2 separate regions of the Mus musculus genome follow, and region 2 is linked to region 1. Evidence: chromatin loops called from intact Hi-C (ENCODE). Cell type or tissue: left cerebral cortex. All regions are shown on one strand.

The links. A loop is a pair of places that touch in the nucleus more often than their neighbours do. Peaks named below come from ENCODE experiments on the same cell type or tissue, not always from the same donor. Only the 100,000 strongest peaks of a DNase experiment are listed, where the experiment ranks them.
Region 2: it touches region 1 in a loop (3-fold over the local background); 10 of 42 quality-filtered maps call a loop at or near these places.

What each region holds. Positions count from the first base shown.
Region 1 is chr7:44,588,162-44,590,661 of GRCm38, forward strand. It overlaps a transcript of Kcnc3 not described here. Among named protein-coding and RNA genes, the nearest start is that of Kcnc3, 1.5 kb to the right of the region's middle. In left cerebral cortex, a CTCF peak has its summit at 1,175; DNase peaks (open chromatin) are centred at 306, 1,188 and 1,856; H3K4me3 peaks cover 2,500 bases; H3K27ac peaks cover 956 bases.
Region 2 is chr7:44,640,636-44,643,135 of GRCm38, forward strand. Myh14 (myosin, heavy polypeptide 14) reads right to left here. Exons shown (of 42, transcript NM_001271540.1): 12 at 426-544. Among named protein-coding and RNA genes, the nearest start is that of 2310016G11Rik, 26 kb to the right of the region's middle. In left cerebral cortex, a CTCF peak has its summit at 1,456; DNase peaks (open chromatin) are centred at 450, 790 and 1,459.

The DNA.
Region 1 (2,500 bases):
ACCCTCTCCCTACACCCTGGCGAGGTCTTGGAGTGATGAAACCCAAGTTTCCCAAGCCTTCATGAGTTTCAAACTGTTGCCTGCCTCTAACCTCACAAGTCTTCTCTGTTTCCTCTCACCATCCTCCACCTCCCTCCCAACTTCTGACCAATTTATTTGGTAATTGGATCCTGTTCATGGCCTCTGCTAAAAGCAGCAAGTCGGGGTGGAGGTGAGGTGCGAAAGGACTGTGACCTAGGTCCTCGTGCTAGTCCATTCCTCAGCCTCTAAAGCATCGCCATCCCCGCCCTATCCCTGCAAGCCTATCCCTAATTGACCTGGGATCCACACCCACTCTCGCACAGCAGGTCCCTCTGTGATACGCCAGCATTAGGAGTACAAAGTGGGCAGTGAGCGCCTCTTTTCTATTTTCTGCCCTGGCGCCTCCATCAGAGTATTGAAGTCTCCAGAGGAGGGGGCTCCAGGGTCTGGAGGAGGGTGAGGATGCACTCCCGGGTCTGCAGGACAGGCCCCATTTCTGCAACTCTCCTGGAGCGACAGACTCAACTACTGCCAGGACGGGGGTTAGACTGAGGTAGAGAACCCAGAAACAGAGGAACTAAAAATCTGGACCTGGAGACAGAGACCAAGGCAAGACTAGGGCCAAGAGACCCAGAGACAGAGAGGAACCAAGATCCAGGGAGAGAGGAAGACAGAGACCCTGAGAGAAACAAAAGCCCAGGGAGGGGTGGGGATAGGAAGCTGGGGAAGAGACTCAGAAAGGGAGAGACAGAGTCTGAGAGAGAGAGAGAGAGAGAGAGAGAGAGAGAGAGAGAGATCCAGATGGGGAAGATAAGTGACCGAGAGAGAGAACCTGATACCTAGAGGAGGGGGACAAAGACCCAAAGGAGAAAGGAGAGATCCACATATAGAGACATGGAGAAACAGATTTAGAAAAGAGAAACCGGATACGTAGAGTGGTGGGGACAGGTAGGAGGACAGAGACAGCGGAGAAAGGTGACAAACACACATTAGCGGGAACGGGTCTGGAGACGGGAATACGAACCCGCGTAAAGCCTGCAGAGGAAGGCGAGGAGCCAGCGACCGCCGCAGCCCGTGACCCGCCCTCTTCGTTCCCGCAGGCGCCTCCTCCCGCTGCAGCCCCCGCCGCAGCCACTGCACTCGCGCACTGCCGGCCCTGCGCCTAAGACCGCCCAGAGGGCGGGGCCTACCCGCTCGGAGGTGTGAGGTCTTTCCTCTGGCTTCTCACTTTTCCCTCCATAACCCCGCCCCTTCCCAATGGTCCCGTCTGACCTCGTGGCTGAGAGGCTGTTGTCCGTGCTCCCGGTGGCGCTCTTTCCTGCATGCCTGGTCCCCACTCCTTTACCCATCTCTTGGCCCTTCTGTCTGCACTCTTTGTTGTCTACGCTTCATCCCCTTTCTTCCACCAGCTGGCAACTTTTGCCCCTTCCCTAAGACGTAGTGGACCATCCTCCGGGGTCTCTACCAATGAATCTCTCTATTCCAGCCCACCCCCAGCCCCGTGCCCAGCAATGAGTGTCCTTCCCCTAACAGGCATCTCATTTCCAGAACTCCATCCCACCAGCCTGGAGGCTTCTGGCTCTCTAAATGCTCATTTTTAGCGCCCCACTTTGCCATCCACTTACTAGTCGCATCTTCCTCTGGACTATTGAAGGTGTTTCATATAAGATATAGACCCTGTCCATCTGCCTGTGTCTCCCATTCGTCCGGATCCTCTTCGCCCAGGTCTAACCCCGTCTAACGAAGTCCAAATTTGCAACATCCAGTTGGACATGGTGGTGCTCATCTGTCATCTCAGCTACTTGGGATGCTAATGTTGAAGCAGGAGGACAGCGAACCTAAGACCTCCCTCAACTCCACAACTTGCAGCCTCCGCCCCTCCCCAGCTTTCATCCAGAGGCTCCCAGGCCTCGCCTTCCTTCCTTTACCATAGCGTCCCAGTATCTTCCGCTTCGACTGTCTCCTGTGAGTTTTTTTATTTAATCAAGTTCCAACTCCACCTCTAGTTCCCTTGTACCGCCCTCACCCCAGTTGAGACCCTCCCCCCTCATTGTCGCGGCCCAATAAGGATTGTTAATAATCTCTTGGGCTCGCTGCATCCAATTACTCCTACTTTCCCGTTCATTTGCCTTTTCAGTGCAGGTCCCGCCTGCCCGGGCTCTAGGCAATTTGTTTTCTTTTTGTCAGCTTCTCTTGTTGTGACTTCTTTCCCCCCACCCACCACCCCCCAACCCGTTCCTCACCCCTACCCCCACCAGAATTGATAGGCCTTTTTTTTTCGAGGCAGAGTCTCATGCAGCCCAGGCTGGCCTCTATCTCACTTTGTAGCATGACCTTGAACGCCTGATCCCCCTTCCTTCACGGTACCTGGCTCTTTCCCATACCTGGCTCTGAGGTCTCCATTTTCGCTGTGCTGCTGAGTTAGGCATTTTTAGGGTCCCCTTGACGCCCCGCCCTCTCCTAGGTAGGATCCAATCCC
Region 2 (2,500 bases), 52 kb after region 1:
TGATCTGTGTTTTCATTATTGCTCACCCTCACCCCGCCCCCAGCCTGGTGATAGAATAAGGGCAGGCAAGGTTGCTGAGTGTGAGAGATGGGGAACGCTGCTTAAAGACCTAGTAAGAGGATTCTGAAGATAAAGGAGCTCGCTGCCAAGCCTGACGACCTGAGTTCAATCCCCAGGACCCACGTGGTAGAAGGACAAAACTAACTGCTGTTGGTGCTCTGGTGCCAGCCTGCATGCTGTGGCAGTGCCCCTCCCCCAACAAATAAACAAATAATTGTAATAATAATATTTAAAAGTCCCAGGATCACAAACCGTAAGCCAGTCCTTCCTGCCCTCACAGGGCTTGATCCCGCCTACCACTGAATCCCGCCTACCACTGAATCCCGCCTACCACTGAATCCCGCCTACCGCTGAATCCCGCCTACCTGCTCCTTGGTTTGTGCTTTCTGAACATAATCTCGGCCCACTTTGATGCGGGGTGTGAGAAGGGCTCTGGAGAAGTCGGTCACTCCGAGTCCCAAGAGGCGGCAAAGCTTCTGGGCAGCTGAGGGAGAGAGCAGGTGACAGGGGTTAGTGGGGAGGGACATCGGACCCCTCCGTTGGGGGAAAGAGGTGGAGGTGGCCCTTTCTGGGAGGAGCATCCTGAGCGAACCAGGCGCTGGGTTAAGAGGCCTGTGCCTCTGGGCCTTGGGTGATGCACATTTTCAGCAGGAACAACTAGCACACCTCTGCACTAGCACGTTAAATAGATGGATGTTTGCGGCGGAGCACGCCAGGGCTGCGTGGGAGGCGTGTTTCCCTTTCTACTCTGAATTAAAGCCTGAATCAAGCCACGTTCCCAGGCATCCGTCAGCTCCACGGAGGGAAAGCTTACTCTGCTCTTGGCCCCACAGAAGAAAAAAGAGAAGCCTAGAAAGAAATGCATTAAAAAGGCACCAGAGTCAGACATGGTGGCACATACCTGCCAACCCAGTATCTGAGAGTCTGAGGGAGGAGAATCAAGAATTCAAGGTCACCCTCAACTATAAAGCAAGTTGAGGGCCAATCTGGGCTACATGAGATCCTACCTGACCCCAACACTCGCAACCATTGGGTTCTAGTTAAAACATAAAGTTATTCCTTGAGGCATGAAGGGAAATAAGCAGGTTTCAGAAAGGTTTGTAGCCACGAAGTGGTGGTACGCGCCTTTAATCTCAGTACTCAGCACCGGGCACCCAGGAGGCAGAGGCAGGCGGGTCTCTGAGTTTGGGGGCAGCCTGGTCAACAGAGTGAGTTTTAGAACAGCCAGACATACACAGAAAAACCCTGTCTCGAACACCCCCATCCCCAACATACACACCAAAAAGATAAAATAAAGAAAAAAGAAAAACGTGTAGTGTTTGCCCCCAATTAAGTAAAGCAAACAGGTAGTGCAGGACAGTGCCGGGTTGGTGAATAGCACCCCCCGGTGGCCACAAGTGGGCGCTGCAGGGCTGGGTGAGCGGGGAGCAGTGCCCCAGTTCCCCAGATTTTCAGAGCTGTGCAGTTTGAGAGTGAGCTGGAGGGTTTTTATAACCAGGACAGAGAGCTTCAGATGTCCAGAGGGAGCCCGTGAACTCTATTTCTGTCTGGATCTCCAGCTACACCGGCACAGGGTAGGAAAACCCCAGGGGAGACCCCGAGGACGCAGACAGCATTGGAGTCTGACTGTGGGCAGTTGTCTCTCCTTTCTTGACAACCAAATCCCAGCACTCAGGATGCAGAGGCAGGTGAATCTCTGTGAGTTCAAGGCCAGCCTGGTCTACAGAGAGAGCTCTAAGATAGCCAGGGCTACACAGAGAAACCCTATCTCGAAAAAAACAAATAAAAAAAAAGGGGGTTGGATGCAAGAGGATTAGGAAGTTCAAGGCCATCCAGAGCTACATATGGCCCAGTCCCAAATAATGAACAAGAAGCGACAGCAAGAATTAGTGATTTTCGGGCTGGCGAGATGGCTCAGCGGGTAAAAGCACTGACTGCTCTTCCAAAGGTCCTGAGTTCAAATCCCAGCAACCACATGGTGGCTCTCAACCACCCATAATGAGATTTGACGCCCTCTTCTGGTGCATCTGAAGCCAGCTACAGTGTACTTACATATAATAATAAATAAATCTTTGGGCCGGAGCAAGCAGAGTTGACCAGAGTGAGCAGGACAGAGGTCTTAAAAATTCAACTCTCAACAACCATATGAAGGCTCACAACCATCGTACAGCTACAGTATATTCACATACATAAAATAAATAAATAAATCTTTTAAAAAAAGAGAATTGGTGATTTTCATTGTTTAACAAAATCAAGGAGGGGGATGTGAAATTGGGTGTGGTGGCACAGATGGTAAACCTCAGCACTTGAGGGGCAGAGGCAGGAAGATCAGGAATTAAAAGGGCCCAATGTAGGGGCTAGGAAGACGGCTCAGTGGCTAAGAGCACTGGCTACTCTTCCAGAAGACCCGTGTTCAATTCTCAGCACCCACACGGCAGCT